2 separate regions of the Homo sapiens genome follow, and region 1 is linked to region 2. Evidence: chromatin loops called from intact Hi-C (ENCODE). Cell type or tissue: endothelial cell of umbilical vein. All regions are shown on one strand. Each heading gives the region's core, and the rest is flanking DNA. Links, peaks and the distances in the headings are about the cores only.

Evidence for each region. Peaks named below come from ENCODE experiments on the same cell type or tissue, not always from the same donor. Only the 100,000 strongest peaks of a DNase experiment are listed, where the experiment ranks them.
Region 1: it touches region 2 in a loop (6-fold over the local background); 5 of 110 quality-filtered maps call a loop at or near these places.

The regions. Positions count from the first base shown.
Region 1 is chr1:222,780,888-222,791,328 of GRCh38, forward strand. No RefSeq gene overlaps it. Among named protein-coding and RNA genes, the nearest start is that of DISP1, 29 kb to the right of the region's middle. In endothelial cell of umbilical vein, for the core only: no CTCF peak of the experiment used is centred there; a DNase peak (open chromatin) is centred at 5,414; H3K27me3 peaks cover 334 bases.
Region 2 is chr1:222,460,685-222,471,880 of GRCh38, forward strand. TRT-TGT2-1 (tRNA-Thr (anticodon TGT) 2-1) reads left to right here and starts at 4,321; the gene lies at 4,321-4,393. It also overlaps the pseudogene CICP13 and the pseudogene LOC728417. RefSeq lists a silencer at 4,732-4,941 and an enhancer at 9,367-9,868. In endothelial cell of umbilical vein, for the core only: a CTCF peak has its summit at 4,817 (motif pointing right); DNase peaks (open chromatin) are centred at 4,407 and 4,937; H3K4me3 peaks cover 794 bases; H3K27ac peaks cover 458 bases; H3K27me3 peaks cover 572 bases.

The sequences.
Region 1 (10,441 bases), core at 1,559-9,558, 320 kb after region 2:
CTGGTGATTAGTGATTTTGAGCACTTCTTTATATATCTGTTGGCAATCTGTGTGTCATCTTTGGAAAAATGCCTATTTAGGTCTTTTGCCCATTTTTTAATTGGGTTACTTATTTTTTTGCTATGGAGTTTGTTGTACATTTTGATATTAACCCTTTATCAGATATATAGTTTGCATATGTTTTCTCCCATTTCACAGGTTGCATTTTCATTGTGTTGATTATTTCATTTGCTGTTCAGTAGCTTTTCAGTTTGATATAGTCCCATATGTTTATTTTTGCTTTTGTCGCTAGTGCTTTTGTTGACATATCCAAAACAGTCAGAAAACAATTAACAAAATGGCAACAGTATGCCCTTACTTATTAATAATTACTCTAAATATAAATGGATTACATTTGCTAATCAAAAGACACAGAGAGGCCGAATGGATTAATAAACAAGATCCAATAATATGCTAACTACAAGAGATTCATTTTAGTCTCAAGGGCACACAGACTGAAAGTGTAGGGGTGGAAAGAGATACTCCATGCAAACGGAAACCAAAAGAGAGCAGGGGTAGCTATATTTATATTAAACAAACTAGACTTTTAGTCAAAATCTGTCACAAGAGGTCAGGTGCTGTGGCTCATGCCTTGAATGCTAGCACTTTGGGAGGCTTAGGTGAGCGGTTCACTCGAGCACATGAGTTCAAGACCAGCCTGAGCAACATGGCAAAACTCCATCTCTACAAAAAATACAAAAATTAGCCAGGCATGTTGGTGTGTGCCTGTAGTCCCAGCTACTTGAGAGGCTGAGGTGGGAGGATGGCTTAAGCCCAGGAGGCAGAGGTTGCAGTGAACCAAGATTATGCCACTGCACTCCAGCCTTGGCAACAGAGCCAGACGTTATCTTGAAAAAAACAAATAAATAAAAAATAAACAAAATCTGTCACAAAAGACAAAGAAGATCACAATATGATGATAAGAGGTCAATTCATCAGGAGGGTATAACAATTGTAAATACATATGCACCTAACATTGGAGCACCTAAATATGTAAAGCAAATATTAACAGAACTAGAAAGAGAAACAGACAGCAATGCAATAATAATAAGGGACTTCAATCACCCACATTCAACAATGGATAGATCATCTAGAGAGAAGATTAGTAATGAAATAGCAGATGTGAATAAAACTATAGACAAATCAACCTACCAAACATAGACAGAACAATCCATTCAACAGAAGCAAACACACATTCTTCTCAGGAGCACACAGTACCTACTCCAGGGTAGATCACACGTTGGGCCACAAAACCAGTCTTAAATCTAAGAAGATTGAAATCATATCAAGTATCTTTTCTGATCGAAATGTTACAAAACTAAAAATTGACAATAGGAAGAATTTTAGAAAATTCACAAATACATAAAATTAAACAATACACTCCTGAACAACCAATGGATCAAAGAAGAAAACAAAAGAAACTCAAAAAGTGTCTTGAAACAAATGAAAATTGAACACAACATACCAAAACTTATGGGATGGGGCAAAAGCGGTGCTAAGAGGAAAGTCTGTGGTGATAAATGCCTACATTAAGGAAAAAGACAGACACCAAGTAAATAACCTAACTTCACACCTCAAGGAACTGGAAAAACAAACTAAGCTCAAGTCAGCAGAAGGTAGGAAATAAATATTAGAGCGGAAATAAATGAAATAGTCCGGGTGCGGTGGCTCATACCTGTAATCTCAGCACTTTGCGAGGCCGAGACAGGCGTATCACCTGAGGTCAGGAATTCAAGACCAGCATGGCCAACATGGCGAAACCCCATCTCTACTATAAATACAAAAATTAGCCAGGAGTGGTGGCATGCACCTGTAGTCCCAGCTACTTGGGAGGCTGAGGCATGAGAATTGCTTGAACCCAGGAGGCGGAGGTTGCAGTGAGCCGAGATCATACCACTGCACTTCCACCCTGGGTGATGGAGTGAGACTCCTACAAAAAAAAAAAAAAAGAAAAAGAAAGAAATAAAATAGAGATTAGAAAGACAATACAAATTATCAACGAACTAAGAGTTGGTTTTTTAAAAAGATGGAAAAAAATTTGGCAAATCTTTAGCTAGACTAACCAAGAAAAAAAAATACTGAAATAAATGTAATTATCAGTGAAAGACAAGGCATTATAACTGAAACCACAAAAATACAAAGGATCATAGGAGACTACTATGAACAATTATACACCAAAAAATTAGATAACTTAGAAGAAATGAACAAATTCCTAAAAATATGCAGTCTACCAAGACTGAATCATAAAGAAATGGAAAATCTGAACTGACCAATAATGAGTAAGGAGACTGAATCAGAAAATCTCCCAACAAGGAAAAGCCTAGGACCAGATGGTTTCATGGTGGCAATCTATCAAATTCTTAAATAATTCATGCCAATCCTTCTCACATTCTTCCAAAAAAACTGAGGAAGAGGGAACACTTTCTCATTTTTTTGAAAGAGAATAGCTTGAGTGCCTTTAAGCAGTCACAGGAGCATCCACAGATGTTTAAGTTAGATGAATGTGTGCACACATGCTTACTCTGTGTCAGGTATCACTTAGGTGAACGTTGATGGGTACAGTGATTTTGACCATTATACGGTTTTTCATTTTTTTGTTATATAACATTTATAATTATAATGAGTCATTCAAGAGAGAAATACTAAGGAACATGATGGGGAAATATATCAAAATACTGCAACATATAAAAATGATTTAATTCTACAAGGTTTTTTGAAGAAAGAGACCAAAACTCAGTCTGACTTGGATAACTTGATGATCACAGCTCTGGGAGTGATGAGCAGAGACGGTGACAATGCCCAATGGAGAGCGGAATCTTATCTATCCAAAGCACGGTGGAGACCAGCAGTAAGAGTTTCCAGTTCCCTGGAACTGGGATTGGCAAAACAAAGTGGGACAGGAGTCTCTAGCCACAGAGTTTCTTGTTTTCCTTGGGGCCCTCAGCAGTGGTGGGGTTAGTTGGAATAGGGAAGAGCTGGTGAAATCTTGGAAACCTAGTGGAGGTGGACTAAGCAATCTGGAGTCCTGCTGGAATATGCTTAGCAATTTCCCACCTAATTGTGTTGCTGAAGTACCCACAGGGTTGGCGTCAGGAAAGAATAGGGCATGAGTCTTTGATGCCATTTTGCCTTCTTAGAGGTCTCATGACTGTCTTTCCAGGGTATCAAAAATAGGAGGTTTCAGTGTCCAAATGCCCCATCCAGTGAAGGCTGTTCTTGGACAGCATTCTCCATATGTCTCCAGAAGAAAGGGAGACAAAGCAGTAAATTTTAGTGTTATTGGCTAGACGCTAATTTCCAGTGTATCTGTGGAGAATTAAATTGGACTTGGGAATCATAATTCCTTCCTCTCTCTGAAAAGTAAAGAAAGACTTTCTCTTTTGGCTGATGAGCCAACAGATCCTTTTTCATATTTTAAATCTCAGTTCTAGGATCTTTGATTGTGTGAAGAAAAAAAAAATAGAACAGAACTACTGCCTATGGTAGTATCTAACACTGACAATGCAGAGGAGAGGCTAAGAAACAAGATATAAAAGAAAAGCAGACTATCAGGATTTGTGCTCTGAACATCAAGTAGGAAATGCTATTACTGCAGACACTGATTAGCATTTGTTAAGTGCCTATCATGTGCCAGGCAGAACGCACAGTACTGAGAACTTTCTTTGTTGAATTATCAGACATTAGCTCTTTGTCCAAACCTCTGTGGAGTGAAGAACCTACAATTGTCCTATTCTTTTCCATTTCTGTGTTTTATTTCTCCATCGGAAAGATGTGTCTGAAAAGGTAGTCCTCTATTTCAGAGTTCCTCAAACTCAAGGTCAGAACCAAAACGTTTTGAAATTGATTAAATAAGTCTCAAACATCCATTTGTTTTAAAAAAAATGAAGTGGAATAAAAAAGAAAGTATCAGAAAGCAGGTAGTAAAGTAGTTCCATGAAATTCTTGTTTTGATTTTATAGCTGTGTGTGTGTACTGGGTCTCTGTGGAAATGTATTTCTTTCTCTGGGTAAAGGTTAAAAAGTTTGAAGAGCACTGACAGAACGATTTCACTGCACTGAAATGTACAATGGTTTACATCCAGTGGAAATATGGGGAGTGAATTATGTGTGATAACATCTCCTTAGAAAAACGGGTCATGCTCTGTTTCTTTAGGAATATTGCCAAACATGCTTACAGAACAAATAGATGGTAAAAGATAAGTGGACTGAGAGATTTCTGATCAGATTGAGTTTTCCTGAAAAACCACTTCCCTGAAGATTGCATATCATGTGCCACTTGTTGAAGCTCAGAGCAAACTGTTCAAGCATACAGCTTTCCTTTGCTAATTATACCTATTCTCATGTCATTTATTGCATTCACTAGTTATAAGTCATTTTCTTCTTCTCTCAAAAGAACCCCTTGCTATATTTCTTAAGTCCATATGCAATCACCTAAAAACACACTTTATAAATCTCTGGAGTGAGGAATATAGTGGGAACAGATGATACATTTGTGCTTGAATTATTTAAAGCAGCACAGATCATGAGTGCCTAAAATGAGAATTCAATTGGTAGTTTAATACCAAAATCCCAAGAAAGGTATAACGTAAACAATGATACATTCTTTGTATTTTGTGTGTGGTATTTTAAAAATGAATGCTGACTAGGTTGTTTGTGTAAATCCTTTGCCAACACAAAAAGCAACAGAATCTTGCAGAGCATGCAAAACAATTTCTTAAGTCTTTTAGCATGTGTGTTTTGATTTTGAGGAAGGAAAGAAATAGGATTTTTGCAACTTCGAAACAAATCTTCAAGATCTTATATACTCTGGGAGCTCCAAAGTGCTGAAGTAAGCCTGCCGTCAATACACTGGATTGAAAATCTTGCACTGCCATCATCTCAGAGAAACAGACAGGAAACTTGAGGTCTGAGAACTGAATTGTGCCAGATATTTGACAGTCTTTTCTTCTCTTCTTCCCCCAATTTTTTATTTTCAAAAATATCAAACCTACACAAAAGTTGAAAGAATAGCACATACAGGTATTCTAGCACACACATCTATAGAGGTGCCTTCTATTTCAGTTAACCAATTGTTAACATTTTGTCACATTTGCTTTCATATATATATGTATATATGTGTGCATGTATATAGATATATTAATAGATATATGTGTCTATGTGTGTATATATATGGGGGGGTATGTGTGTGTCAGTTGCAGATATCATGACAATTTTCCCCTAAATACTTCAGCAACTATCTCCTAAGAATAAAGGTAATCTTCCACATCACCATAATATTTAACATTGATTTAGTAATGTCTTCTCATGCAGAGCCTAATCTAAATTTCCCTATTGTTTCAGCACCTGGTATTCTTGGTCCTGGGCCAAGACTGCATTCCTCAGCTCTTCCAATTCCTAGACTGAACAATTCCCTTAAATCTGCAATATATCTTCCTTACCCTATGCAGGGGACTGTTTCCTAGCCAAGCCTGTACATTAATATTCTGCCCCCTAACCCCCCACAAGCACTGAGGGATGGAAGGAACATGACTGACATAACAGAGAGAGGCGATTGCCAGTCTGGAAGTCCTCCTGGGGAAAGCAATGTTCTTCCTTTAACCCTGAGCAGATGAGCCAGGAATCTTCAAGCTGTAGGACATTGGTTCCAAACTTGCTCCTACATAAAAGGTCTGCTGTGCTGGAGGGACATTTGCACTTAATGCCAAGGCCACCTCCACTCTACCTACCGTGGCATGCAAGGCCCTTCATGAGCTGGCTTCTGTTTATCTCTCCAACCTTATCCCCTCCTTAAAACCTACTCTCCAGCCTCCCTTAACAAATGAAGTTCTCTTTGACCTCTAGGCTGTCGCTCATGTTTCTTCTGCCCAGATGACGATTTCTACCCTTTCACTCCCAGGATTCCCCATGATGCATTCTCTGAGCACCTCTGGCCTCCGAAGCCTAAGCTGCTTCTCCCCTGGCTCCCATCACTCATCCCTTCTCCTTTCTACGCTGCCACAATCTATTGTAATTGCCCGTTTATTTGTCTGTAGCCCAGACGGTAGAAACCATGTGGGTAGAGCTATGTCTCCTCAGTCCCTGGCACAGCACCAGCCCATAGTAAGTGTTCAAGCAGTATTTATCAAATGGACATCTACATGTTGCATGAACTCCTGTTGTTGAGGAATTGGGCCCCTCGTAGTTTATGCATTCCTTGACACCCTGTTTCATGTGAGGTGCTCAGTGGCTATGTACTACATGGTGGAATATCCACCCTCCAGGAGTTATGCTCTCAATAGGGAGGCAAGTCTAAAATGCACAAAGGGCCAAATAGCAGTACAAAAAACTGGGTAAGAGATGGCCAACACACCTGCATCCACAGGTCTGACTATGCATTGGAATCATCCAAGGGGACTTGCTGAAAATACAAATTCCTGGTCTCCCTAAGAGGTTTTCATCAAGAAGGTCCAGGGATCTCTTGATGTAAGTGACTCAGGGAATTCCGATGCACGTGGACCAAGGACTAAACTTTAGGAACCATTGGCAATTAGGGGAAAGCTTCATCAGATGGAGTGGTCATAGGGCCCTTCCACCAGACCCTTCAGTGCCTCTGTATGAATGAGAAAAAGGCACCCCGTTGGAAGGATACCACCCATGGGCACATGGCCTGGTGTGTGGAGGCCAGGTGTGCTCTACTTGCCGTCCTCCTCAGGACGCCCTTGTAGAGGGCATGATGCTTTGATATTAATCATGGCTTTGTCCTGGATGCCCCTGAAACAGTATCTAAGCACTTTTTTCACATCCCTTCAAAGTCCTCCGTAGCTGCACATAAGGAGATAAACAATAGTCATTATAATGTATGTTATACATATAATATTCCACATTGGCTGGTCAAGTGAATCCCAATAAACATAGAAACCACACAAAACAAATGACTTAAACACTATTATTTGCCTTACGCCTCCCACTTCAAGGCAGCCAAACCCCGGGTGTGGCCCCACAGCTGAGGGAGGTTATTTCAGATGTGAGATCCTCCAGTGAGCTTTGTGAACAGCATATGTTTGCAGCACTTGAAAAGGAATGTCTGACTGTACTGATACGGACTCCTACAAAACCCGAAGAGTCAAACACTGGGTCACAGGGTAACCAACTAGCCATTTTCCAAACAGATGAATCCTGGTGGTGCAAATCTCCCTAAGTAATCCCTAGAGGTTCAAGCTCATCAACATTTATTGGGTACTATAATATACAAGGCACTCTGCTCAGTTCCAGTGGTGGGAGTGTGAAGATGAAGAAGGCATGATGCCTGCCCTCAAGGAGACAAAAATATAGTAAACAGAAACTCCATCTAAGTAAGATGATGTTGTAACACCTCTAAAAATGGTTCAGACACAGTGCTATTGGTGAACGGAAAAATGAAGATTTTATTCCACATAGAAGGACTGGCAAAGGCTTAATGGAGCAGGTGGAATGTTCCCAGAGTGTTGAAAACTAGATAGGGTTTTGACAAATAGATAGCACTGGAAAAAGATATTAAGGCTGCTGGAATCTTGGCTGTCAAACTAATTAGCTGTGTGACTATAGGAAAGTCACTTAACCTCTCTGAGTTTTAATTCTCTTATGACTAAAATTAGGAAAATGATGACACAAGGTGCTATCGTCTGAATGTTTCTGTCCCCTGATAAATTTGTATGTTGAAATCCCAATCCCCAAGGTGATAATATTAGGAGGTGGAGCTTTTGGGGAGGTGATGAGTCACTGGGGCAGAGCCCTCATGAATGGGATTAATGCCCTTACAACAGAGGCCCAAGGAAGCTTCCTTGCCCCTTTCATCATGACACAGTCAGGAGGTGCTGTACTATGAACCAGAAAGCAGGTCCTCACCAGACACCAAATCTACTGGCACCTTGATCTTGGACTTCTAGTCTCTGGAACTGCAAGAAATAAATTTCTGTTTATAAGCCACCTAGTTTATGGTATTTGTTATAATAGACCGAACATACTAAGACACAAGGTTGCTCTGAGTAAAAAATGAAATGACATGCATGAGAGCACTTACCGCAGTGTCCAGCACCTAACAGGTGCACCCAGTCATCTGTTCTGCTGTTCCTATGTAAGAGGAGGAAATAGGGTGAGCAGGCTGAAGACTTTGTGGGGAGAATGGGAAGAGGTCTCATTGGAGCAGAAGGTAGGGTGAATGAAGAATATGGCTGGAAAACTGATCTGGGGCCAAGTGGGAGTGGCCCAGTGCATGAGAAGCCCTTGGAGGATGTGCTGAAGGGCCTGTCCTTGATTTGTCACATAATAGTGGACACAGCTATCTGAATCCAATCAGAATACTATTAATTGTTCCTCAAATCCAGTCATAATGCAATCTGAATACTCTATAACTAAATATTAATTTGTAAAGTTTACCTCCCACAAAATTAATCTCCAGCAAAGACTAATCACAACTGTTATTTTAAGAGCAGCAACTTAATACAACTAACTATTAAATAGGTATTAAAGAACTAAAAATAACTAAGGTATCAGAAAGGAAGCAGCTTCAGGGAGAAGCTTTGTTCCCTAGAGCTTAGGAAACTAATAGAAGAATATGGACTTATTAAAACTTGGAAGTATGGAGCAGTATGGCAGTTTCTCAAAAAATATATAATAGAATTACCTAGTATGTAGCAGTTCCACTGCTAGATATATATTCCAAAGAACTGTAAGCAGAGACTCAGAGATATTTGTACACACATTGTATTCTCACACTGCTATGAAGAACTGCCTGAGACTGGGTAATTTATGAAGAAAAGAGGTTTAATTGACTCACAGTTCCGCATGGCTGGGGAGGCCTCAGGAAACTTGCAATCATGGCAGAAGGCAAAACGGAACCAAGACAGGTCTTCACATGGTGGTAGGAGAGAGAGAGAGAAGGGGGAAGTGCCATACTTTTAAACTATTTTGTGTTTTAAAATTTTTTGATTTTGTGAGAACACTATGATGAGAACAGCAAGGGGGAAATCCACACCCATGATCCAATCACCTCCCACCAGGCCCCTCTCCTGACAAGCGAAAATTTCAATTCAACATGAGATTTGGGTGGGGACACAGAGCCAAACTATGTCACCCATGTTCATAGAGGCACTATTTGCAAGAGCCAAAAGATGGAAGTAACCCAAGTGTCCATCAATGAATGCATGGATAAACGTTTTAATTACCTACAATGAAATATTGTTCAACTCCAAAAAGAGAGTAAATTCTGACACATGCTATAAGGTGGATGAAGCTTGAGGATATTATGCTAAATGAAATAAGCCAGGGACAAATAGACAAATATTGTATGACTCAACTTATGTGAGGTACTTAGAGTAGTCAAAATCATAGAAACAGAAAACAGAAATGGTGGTTGCCAGGGGCCTGTGGGAGTGATATGGTTTGGCTCTGTGTCCCCACCCAAATCTCATTTCTAACTGTAATCCCCACGTGTGGAGGAGGGACCTGGTGGGAGGTGATTGGATTATGAAGGCAGTCTCCCCCATGCTGTTCTTGTGATAGTGAGTGAGTTATCACAAGATCTGATGGTTTTATAAGTGGCAGTTTCCCCTGCTCTTTTCTCGCCTGCTGCCATGTAAGACGTGCCTCCTTCCTCCTCCACCACGATTGTAAGTTTCCTGAAGCCTCCTCCGCCATGCAGAACTGTAGGTAAATTAAACCTCTTTTCTTTATAAATTACCCAGTCTCAAGCAGTTCTTTACAGCAGTGCAAAAATGGATTAATATGGGGGGGAAGAGGAAATGGGGAGTCATTACTTGATGGGTATAGAGTTTCAGTTTTGCAAGATGAAATGAGTTCTGGGTATTGGCTGCACAATAATGTGGGTGTACTTAACACCACTGAACTGCACACTAAAAATGGTGAAGGTGGTAAGTTTCATGTTACATGTTTACCAATATTTAAACAAAGCGAAAACACTTATAAGTTTGGAAGAAGAACTTTGCAGAGCTAAAGCTCAGACCTTGGAGTGTTAGTGTCTCTGAGCTCAGAGGAAAGGCCCTGTGGGGCTGAGACCTGGACCTCTGGATATGGTGGGGATGGACTGGCTGCTACTGGTGTCTTGAAGGAGGCACGATGATCAGGCTACCCCTATAAGTGTTGGAAAAACTGCCAACTGGAACCAAGTGCTGGTACTGGGACTAAACTAATTGCTGCTGCCTGGTGAAGAAGAATTACTAGGGTGAGACTGACAGGAAGCAGAAAAAAATTCCTTCTTTCTTCTCCAGCCTCGCAGTCTCCCTCTACCAACCTCTCTTGGCAGAGTCTAGCTTGGAGCCAGCTGGCAAACAGAAAAGTGGTTTGCAAAGTCCTGATCCCAGCAGCACCAAACTGAGTATAGAAGAGGAGTTTGAAAATGAGACAATGGCTGACACAGTGGGCCACTG
Region 2 (11,196 bases), core at 1,470-9,469:
TGGGGACAACTCACTGGAGTTGAAGGGCAGTTTTTATTTTATTTTATTTTATTTTCCACGAGAGAGACACAGAAGCAGACGGGAAGGATCCAGTTGAGCATGAGAGGTTGAGTGTCCCAGGGATAAAGGGCATAGTGGTCCTGCAGGGGTCCTCAGAGGGAAGAGAGGACTGGGCCAGGCTTGGTGGCTCATGCCTGTAATCCCAGCACTTTGGGAGGCCGAGGTGAGCAGATCACCTGTAGTCAAAAGTTTGAGGCCAGCCTGACCAACATGGCAAAACCTCGTCTTTACTAAAAGTACAAAAATCAGCCGGGCATGGTGGCAGGCATCTGTAATCCCAGCTACTCAGGAGGCTTAGGCAGGATAATTGCTTGAACCCAGAGGCAGAGGTTGCAGCGAGCTGAGATCATGCCACTGCACTCAAGCCTGGGCGACAAGAGCAAGACTCTGTCTCATAAAAAAAAAAAAAAAAAAAAAAAAAAAAAAAAAAAAAAAAAAAAAAAAAAAGAGGGCTCTCACTGGGGAGAGATAAAGCTCCTCTACCATAATCGAAGGGCAGGCAGGAAAGTGAACCTGGCCGCACAGGTCCAGGTGGGCAGTCCCTGAAGGGAGGTGAGGCTGGACCTGTGCTGACCTCTTTGCACCCAGCAGCACATTATATCCTGAAAGTGTGTACCCTCCTAGCTCCACTTCCCAGGTGAACAGGAGCTTCAAAAGTTAAGTAATTTTCAGAGGCTGGGAAGGGGGACTGAAGAGAGGTTGGTGATATACTCTGGTTCTGTGTCCCCACCCAAATCTCATCTTGAGTTGTAATCCAAATTATAATCCCCATGTGTTGGGGGAGGGACCTCATGGGAGGTCACTGAATCATGGAGATGATTACCCTCATGCTATTCTCGTGATAGTGAGTGAGTTCTCATGAGATCCAATAGTTTTATAAGGGGCTTTTCCCCAGTTTTGCTCGGCACTCCTCCTTCCTGCTGCCATGTGAAGGACATGTTTGCTTGTTTGCTTCCCCTTCTGCCATGATTGTAAATTCCTGAGGCCTCCCTAGCCCTGTGGAACAGTGAGTCAATCAAATCTCTTCCCTTTGTAAACTACTCAGTCTCGGGCAGCTCTGTATAGCAGCATGAGAACAGACTAATACAGTTGGTCAATGGGTACAAACATACAGTTAGATAGAAGGAATAAGTTCTAGTGTTCGATGGCACAGTAGGGTGACTATAATTATCAATAATGTATTGTATATTTCAAAATAGCTAGTAGAAAAGATTAGAAATGTTCCTAGCACATCATTTCACCCATGATGAAGTTCAAGTTCCTTCTTCTCATGAAGTCGCAGCTTTTTTCTGGCACTAGATAAGCTCAAAGGTTCCTTCTGGCCCTTACATCCTCATACCCTCTGACCTTGAGTCTGACTTTGGACAGGACAGTAGAAGGTCTGCTCCCAGGAGGAGAGGATGCACGTGGGACAATGACTCAGAGGAGAGCCAGACAGCCCCTACACCAAGTGGGTGGGAGAGCCTTCCTGGGCTGTCTTCTGTTTCCCACCACCTCAGGGATACCAGGGATTCTATGGGGAAGGGGAGAGGATGTAGGCAGGGGACAAAGGACAGAATGAGGGTGAAGGAGGTGAGAAAGCAAAGCAACTATCTTCTTAAGGCAAAAAGAAGTCCCTTTAACACACAAAACAGCTGAGGGATGTGGCTGGGACTTACTAGTTTTCATCTCCTTTCCCTCCCAACAAAACTGGACCGTGGGATGCCTTCCCTCCTGGCAGTGCCAGAAGCTGGAATCTCTCCACGTGGTTTTCTGCTGAGGGTTGACCATAGACCAGAAGTAAATGCTCAACCTTTGAAGAACATTCCCTTTTATGTTCGTTTCTGGCATTTCACAGTTTCCTAGCACTCTCAGGTTCACTATTGTGTTGAATCCCTCAAAATGCTCTGAAACAGAGAGGCCAAAATTATCACCTCCATTTTACAGTCTTTATAGGATGTCTACTTTATCTTTATTTCATCTTACCATTTAACTTTGTGTCCTTTTTCTTACAGTACAGAAATTGGAATTGAAAAGAGGAGAGGTTCCATTTGTCTATCACATGCTACCTCCTGCTGCTGGGAGATAACGTGCATCAGTATTGGGAGGAGGGGTCGAGGGTGGTGCTGTGCCAACTCAAGGGAATGGAAGAAGGGAAATTCAAAATTCATTTGTTGAAGTCCTAAGACCCAGTCCCTAAGAATGTGACCTTATTTGGAAAGAGTCTTTTCATAGGTAATCAAGTTAAAGTGAGGTCAGTAGGGTGGGCCCTAACCCAATCTGACTGGTGTCCTTATAAAAAGGAGAAATTTGGATACAGAGCTATACATAGAGGGAAGATGATGTGAGGAGACACAAGGAGAAAATGGCCATCTACAAGCCAAGGAGATCCTTCCTTCACTGCCCTCAGAAGGAACCAGCCCTATCAACACCTTGATTTCATACTTCTAGCCTCCAGAGCTAGAAGATAATACAGTTCTGTTGTTTAAGTCACCTAGTGTGAGGTATTTTGTTACAGCAGCCCTAGCAAACTAATACACTCCTCAAAATCGCCTCTGAGATGGAAAATAAGCCAGCTCTCTAAGGCTCTTGCCAAGACAACATAAGACATTAAAATCAGGCTTATATGTTTCAGGTGGAAGGAACCATGTGCGATGAGAGATGAAAGTACCTGCAGGTAGCTTGAGAGGGAGGGAAAGTTTGTATATGAAAGATGAAATTACTGAGGAGTTTGACCTTTACCCAGAGTACAGTGAGAAGGCACTGAAGGTTCCCGGAGCTGAGGAGGGACGACAGGCAGTAAATCTCAGAGCAATGGGCCGGGGAAGCAGGAGAAGGAGAGAACCAGATAAGCTGCAGAATCGAAGGGTGATGCAAAATTCCAATGTAGACGGAGAGGCAACGCAAGTGAATATAAGGCAAAATGATGAGAAGACAGCTCCCAAAGCACTTCCCTGATTTCTCTTTTCTCTTAATTTACTAAATGAGCATCATCAGAGATGTCATTCATTTCAACATTTGTTGAGCATCTACTATGAGCCAGAGAGTATTCTGGTGTTGAGAAGACAACAGTGAATAAAACAGATCAAAGCCTTAGCCCTCAAAGAGCTGATATTCTATTAGGGAGAGATACATGAAGAATAAAAAACAATAAGCGCATTATCTACTACAAAAGAAGGTTAAGTAGTATGGAGTAAAAAGAGCAGAATAAGGAGGATGGTGCAGCTGTAAACAGGGGATCAGGACAGCTCTCACTGAGAGAGTGGATGTAAGCCAAAGCTTGGAGATGAGGGAGAGATGCCTGCAGCCCACTTGGTGAGCATGATCTTCATTCTCTCTTTAATGCACTAATGGATCATGTTGTGGCCATGACTTCATTCCTTCAGTAAATGGTTCATTAATCAAAAGGGAATGAAGCATAGTGATCCCGACCATTAAAAAAAAAAACAGGGACCGGGTGCGGTGGCTCACACCTGTAATCCCAGCACCTTGGGAGGCCAAGGTGGGCGGATCACGAGGTCAAGAGATCAAGACCATCCTAGCCAATATGGTGAAACCCCGTCTCTACTAAAACCACAAAAATTAGCTGGGCGTGGTGGTGCACACCTGTGGTCCCAGCTACTTGGGAGGCTGAGGCAGGAGAATGGCTTGAACCTGGGAGGCAGAGGTTGCAGTGAGCCAAGATCACACCATAGCACTCCAGCCCAGGCAACAGTGCGAGACTCTGTCTAAAAAAAAAAAAAAAGGAAGAAAGAAAGAAAAAAGAAAAACAAACAAAGCAGCAGAGGCAGAGCTTTGCTTGTTCACTCTGCCTCATCTAGCATTATTTGAGTACTCAGTAAATATGTGTTGAAGCAATTAATTCATCCAAAACCAGTAACTTAGTTTATGAGAACAAAGACACCCCCATAACTTCCCACTTCCCTGAAAGTACCAAACTTGATACAATTTATCAAGGAAGCAAGATTGAAAGATTTATTGAGAGTAAACATACCACTGAAAATATGACCAGAACACCATTTCATTTTTGCACTTTCCCTCCCAGCCCTTGTCTGTATGCATAAGTTAGGTATGATTTAGTGTATTGTAATCACAAACATATGATTTGAGGCTTCAGTGTTTTCCACTTATCATCATGTTGTAAGCATTTTTCTTTGGCATTTCATAGCCTTTTATAAGTACCATTGATAATACACACATGGGGTCAAATTCTCACGGACCGCCATATAAACCAATGTTGTTGGTAAGATCTGTGAATTCCTGAAAACAACGCCTCACGTGGGCTCCATAGCTCAGTGGTTAGAGCACTGGTCTTGTAAACCAGGGGTCGCGAGTTCGATCCTCGCTGGGGCCTCCTGTTGGCTTACTTTTATTTTAATCCATAGCATTTAAATACAGAATAGAGTCCAAAATGGAAAACGTGATTTCCGAAAATGTTACTCCTAGCAGAGCTAAACATTAGTTCTCCTGAAATACAAATGATGACCATCCTTAACGTGCTTTAGAAGTGACCCAGAAGACAAAATCCTAGTCCCCCAACAAAAAGCAGGCAAGGGCAGGAGGAGGGGGAAACTGGCCCGGCAGCCCCAGTATTACCTGGACCTGCAGGCCGGAGTACTGGAATTGGAGGCTCCATGGGCTCGTATTCAACGTCCTGCACACAGGCACCATCCCCTCAATTAAAACCAGCTGGAGGCGGCGGCCTTGGCCGTCAACTCGGCTGCTGGCTAACAGGACAGGCCGAAGCGGCGCTGCGCCTGCAGTTACGGCGCGTGGCCGGCGGGCGGCGCTGTGGCACCGCTCCCCATCGCCTCACCGGAGGCTAGCGGCTGCGCTTCTCCACGCCCCGCCGGGGCCGAGAGCGCCGCCAGCGTGGCCCGAATGCTAGCCGTTTCTGTGGCTGACACGTGGCAGCCCAGGCCCCATAGCCCGGCCTGGCTCCAATGTCCTGCCCCTTCCGAGGCTACTCCCCAAAATAGTCCCGGGTTGCTTGGGAAGCCAGTGTTTGCAGCCTTTCTGACTCTCCGTGTTTTCTCTGAATTCCTCAATGGCGCGTGACTACAGAGTCACCAGAGGAAAGTGCCAAGAGCCTTTTTTCTGAACACATGAATTTTTCCAACCCAGGATTTCTTTTCCCAGATCTGAGGGCCAGAGCTTGATAAAGGACTGTGTGTGAGGTCGCCACAAGCCGCGTGTGGCCGCTGGGTGCTTGAAATGTGGCTAGACCAAATGGCCATGTCCTGAAAGAGTAAAATACACATGAGATTTAAAAGACTTGAAACCGAAACAGGATGTAAGCCATCTCACTAGTAATTTTTGAATTGATTCCATGTTGAAATAATATTTTGGATATATTGGATTATATAAAATATAGTATAATTAAAATAATTATAAAAATAATTGTATAATTACAATTAACTATTTTTTTAATGTGCCTATTAGAAAATTTTAGGTTACATTTGTGGCCCCCATCTGCAGCTTTCATTTATCTTTCTGTTAGATGGTGCAGGTTAGGGACCCAGAGTCCTCTGACCTTGTGTTTAAGTTAATTCTTAATCTGGCTCCCACTAAGTAAACTGTAATAGCCAGAGAAAGTCTCTTTCATCTCTGGGTCTCCCCGGAGTCAGTACTGTGCCTGACAAGCAGTAAGCACAACCTTCGTTGAAATGAAATTAAATATCTCCCCAACAAGCTCTACAAAGCAAGGGAATGTATTTCCTTTTTTTTTCTTTTTCTTTGTTGTTGTTATTGTTTTTTGTTTGTTTTTTTGTTTTTTTTTGAAAGGGAGTCTCCCTCTGTCGCCCAGGGTTGAGTGCAGTGGCGTGATTTCAGCTCACTGCAACCTCCACCTCCCAGGTTCAAGCAATTCTCTTGCCTCAGCCTCCCAAATAGCTGGGATTACAGGTGCCTGCCACCATGCCCAGCTAATTTTTTGCATTTTTAGTAGACAGGATTTTGCCATGTTGGCCGGGCTGGTCTCGAATGCCTGGCTTTAAGTGATCCACCTGCCACGGCCTCCCAAAGTGCAGAGATTACAGGTGTGAACCACTACAGGGAATGTGTTTCTTAAACTGAGTTCGCTTTTGGCAACTGTAAGACTGTTTTGGCTTGCAGTATTTTAGATCTAGGAAAACACACTCAACACCCTCATATTTTGTTAATTATTTTGTCCCTCTGTGGTCAGGATATCTACTGGAGCAATGCTGTGAAGGTGAAGTGTTCACAGTGCCTTGAGGACATAGGACCCACTGATGCAAGACAAATACCCATATTATCGCAAAAGTATTAGCCCTTTACTAACACACCGAATGCCTTTTAGCAAAGCCATTTCGGATCCTTGAATACCTTAGTACCAGGACTACTTACTCTGAGTTACTTGGTCATCAAGTAACAAAGTAGTAAGAAAGAGAGGTTTTTGAAGCGCTCTAATCCCATCTCCCTCCAGTCATTGCTAGTCGTCATCATTCCTCTCCCTTCCCCTGACATTGGCTGATCTCTAGAAAGAGCAAGTACCTGCATGTGTGTATTTTTCAACTTTCCAAACTTTTCAACACCTTAGGCTGTAAGGAAAAGGAATACATTTTGGCTTTTCTATGTCCTAGAGATTGTTTTCTAACAGTCCTAGACCCTTCCAGGAAGACTCACCAGCACCATCAGGCATCCTTCCAGAAAATAAAGCCACTTGCTAGAGAAAAACACTCTGCCTCTCCCCGACCTTTCCAACATTTGAGAGGTCCCATTCAGTTTCCCGTTCTAGACCCACGCACTACCCACCAATGCAAAACCAGTGCTTCAAATGCCTTGAATTTGGTGCGTGTGGTCCTTTAAGTTGATACATGAATTTTGAGCACTTTCCCCCAGCTCAAACACTTCCAGTCCAGACTGTATTTTTGCCACATGTATTTGAAGAAAGACCGTATGAGTAAAGAAAGCAGAATGGCTCAAACATTTAGTCCAGAGGTTAGATCCAATCTCCTCAAACTGGCCTGGGGTTTTCAGCTCTTTCAACAAAACAACCCTGGGTTAATCCCCTCCACCTTTAAGTTGCTGTCTTCATCGGAGGAGAAGCTAAAAGTGTGAAATATCAAGTTGGTTAGACTCTGAAGTTCATTTCGATTCTAGAGAGTATTCATAAGCACTACAAAGGTAGGCAAGGAAAAATAAAACTATGAAAAAGGCGAAGGAAGAAGACTTAAAGATGATCCAAAAAAATGATCTGCAGAACACGATGACTGGTGTTTAGCATCTTCCATAAAGACAGAACAAGATAAAAAGAATCAGAGGTTTGATGGATTCTTGTTAGGTAAGGTTACCTAAAGTAAAAACATGGAACCTGCTTCTAAGTCTTTAAAAAAAAATCTATCCAGAGTATGCCCAATTATAACTCGGCCCCCAGGCCTGCGTTCAGTGAGGCCTCCCGTGGCGTCAGCATGTTCGTGTGGAGGAATGTGGAAGGTCACTCTGTGGCCGTGTTCCCCTGGTACTCCATCCCCTTCCTGACCCCTCCCTGCAGCCACATGAGGCCCAGCAACCTGCCAGTCACTCAGTGGCCTCCAACCAGAGAAAACAACCTGCCAAGTTGGCAGCTGTTGCTCATAAGCGTCCACCAGGTGGGACAGGGAGTGTTGACCCTGGGCGGCCCCCTGGAGCCACCTGCCCTGAAAGCCCAGGGCCCGCAACCCCACACACTTTGGGGGTGGTGGAACCTGGTAAAAGCTCACCTCCCACCACAGAGGAGGAGCCCTGGGCCCCTCAGGGGAGTCCCTGCTGGACAGTGACACAGAGAATGACCATGATGATGCTTTCCTCTCCATCATGTCTCCTGACACCCAGTTGCCTCTACCACTCAGATGATGTCAGGCCCAGTCCCTCAGTGCCTGCGCAAGGAACAGGACTCATCTTCTGAGAAGGATGGACGCAGCCCCAACAAATGGGACAAGGACCACATCCGGTGGCCCATGAGTGCCGGTCATGATCTTCAGCAAGCGGCACCAGGCCCTGGCAGGGCGCACCAGGGTCACCCCAACCACTATAACCGGACCATCAGCCAGATGCTGAGCGAGCGGTGGTACACCCTGGGGCCCAATGAGACGCAGAAATACCACGACCTGGCCTTCCAGGTGAAGGTGGCCCACTTGCAACAAGGACCGAAAGAAGTCCAGCTCAGAGGCCAAGCCCACAAGCCAGGGGCTAGCAGGAGTGTAACAAGGGCTCGTGGGAGCGGAGCATATCAGAGACAGGCACTGCCACTGCCCCTGGGGTGTCCTCTGAACTCCTGTCAGTTGCAGCCCAAACACTCCAGAGCTCGGATACCAAGGAGCAGCTTCTGTGGGGCAGAACGGCTGCACACAGTCAGGAAACCTGGCTCAGCCTGGCCCAAGCCTTCTCCCACAGCGGGGTACACAGCCTGGACGGCAGGGAAATAGACCGTCAGGCACTACGGGAACTGACACAGGTGGTGTCTGGCACTGCATCATACTCTGGCCCAAAGCCTTCTACTCAGCATGGAGCTCCAGGCCACTTTGCAGCCCCTGGTGAGGGAGGTGACCCGTGGGCAGCCCTGCTGCTGCCCACCTGAGCTGCTCATTCCCAGCACATGGCCAGTGAGGACATAGCGAGTGACGAGGAGCACACGGTCATCCATGAGGAGGAGGGGGTGATGATGTCATTGCTGATGATGGCTTTAGCACCACTGACACCGATCTCAAGTTCAAGGAGTGGGTGACCGACTGAGAGTGGGGACAACTCTGGGGAGGAGCCAGAGGGCAACAAGGGCTTTGGTGGGAAGGTATTTGCACCTGTCATTCCTTCCTCCTTTACTCCTGCCGCCCCTTGCTGGATCCTGAGCCCCCAGGGTCCCCCGATCCACCTGCAGCTTTTGGCAAAGTCTATGGTCCCACCCTGTCCTCCTCCTACACATACTCGGATGCTTCCTCCTCAACCTTGGCACCCACCTCCTTCTTACTGGGCCCAGGAGCCTTCAAAGCCCAGGAGTCTGGTCAAGGCAGCAGAGCGGGCCCCCTATGACCCCTACCCCTGGGGATGGGGGCCCAGGGACGCCTTCCAAGGTGACCTGTTTCCTCCCAATGGATCCTGCCACCTTCTGGTGCAAGAGACCAGAAAGTGTGGGCGACCTGGAGCTACCAGGCTCCTCAGTCATCAGGGTCCCTCCCAACACTAAGGCTTTCCTAGGCAGGAGCTGGGCTGAGCCACCCGGGGGGGCAGAGCCTGAAGAGAAACTGACTGGGCTTTCAGGGTCAGGGCAGAGGGAACCCCACGGACATGGATTCCCCCACACTGGAGGACCCCACCACGCCCAGATGCAAGATGAGAAGATGCTCCAGCTGCAGTCCAAAGCCCAACACCCCCAAGTGTGCCATGTGTGATGGGGACAGCTTCCCCTTTGCCTGTACAGGTGGAGAAGCCGAGGACAGGCTCAGGGAACCGGAGACCGAGAAGGCGCTGTCCTCTTCACTGCACGCGCCCTGGACCAGTGCCGGCCCTGATCATGCAGCTCTTCCAGGCCCACTGCTTCTTCCTGTCCACTAGGCCACAGTTGCCCTCCAGGCCCACTATGCACACATCTTCCCCTCCAAGGTTTGTTCTGCCCCTGCCCTGACTCCCAGCCCTGTGGGGGTCCTGACCGGACCTCACCTGGCTCAGACTCTTGACGCTGCCCTGGCTGCCCCACCACTGCCTCTGCCCGAGAGTCACGTGAGGCTGAGAGTAGGGGCGGGGCAGCAGTGGTGCCAGTTGGGGGGCGGTCCAGTGGGAGGAGCCTCAGCCTCACGGGCTGCTCCGTGGGACTGATGACTGCATGATCTTCTGGGCACCTCACGGATCTTCAACTGCAGGTGAAACGGATGCTGGTGGTGGGTGCAGGGCCGCTGGGGGCCGCTGCATGGTTCCCAGAGGCTGGACTGGGGCAGGTGCCAACTGAAGCTGCTGGGGCAGCATGGGCAGGATGTTCTGCACACAAACGTTGGAGAAGAAGATGTGTGCATAGCGGGTCCACTGCTGCTGCCCCTGCCCTGACTCCCAGCCCTGCCTGACCCCACCTCACCCTGCTCAGGCTCTGGCGCAACCCTGGCTGCCCTGCCACTGCTCTGCCCCAGAGTTGGGGCCTTGACAGCCTGGTTGGAAGGGGACACCCCAGCCCTGCCTCAACACCTGGGGGTCTCCATAACTACCACAGGCAGGTGGGCGACCCCAAAGAAGATCCCAGGACTCACAGTATCCCCTGAGAACATGGACAGTATGTGGGGGTAGCAATGGAGGGCAGGATGGTTATCTTCTCCCAGGTAAAGCCATTTAATCCTTTCAGTTTGGGATGGAATAAGGCCTGCCTCTTTTTTTTTTTTTTTTTTTTTTTGAGACCGAGTCTTCCTCTGTCGCCCAGGCTGGAATGCAGTGGTGCAATCTTGGCTCACTGCAACCTCTTCCCGCCGGGTTCCCGCCATTCTCCTGCCTCAGCCTTCCAGGTAGCTAGGATTACAGGTGCACGCTACCACGTCCGGCTAATTTTTGTATTTTTAGTACAGACGGGGCTTCATCATCTTGGCCAGGCTGATTTCGATCTCCTGACATCGTGATCCGCCTGCCTCCACCTCCCAAAGTGCTGGGATTACAGGCGTGAGCCACCACGCCTGGCCAAGGCCTGCTCCTCTTATCTATACCCCCTACCCCTGCAGCTGTGCCAGGGGAAAGCTGGGCAGTTTCCCTCCTCCGAGCCCCTGTACATACCATGAATTGTGGGACCTTCAGAGCTTTTCACTTTTCGGAAAATAGCTCCTGCTGGGGCTACAAGATGGAGTGTGAAGAGGGCCTTGGGCCACAGGGAAGCGCCTGTGGACTAGGGGTAGTTCATGCACCCCTTCTTTCCCCAGAGGGGCTGGACTCAGGTGAGTATGGGGGTGGGGGCTCCTGCACTTCGACACAGGCAGCGGGAGGGTTTTCTCCCCATTCCCTCTGCACTCCCAACTTGAGCTATACTTTTTAAGAAAGTGATTCACCCTGCCTTTGCCCCCTTCCCCAGAGCAGAACACGTTGATCATGGGCGATATTTTTCATTGTGCCAAAAAGTTGCCATGACCGTCATTAAACCTGTTTAACACCAAATAACAAGGAAAATAAAATAAAAAATTCGGGCATGGTGCA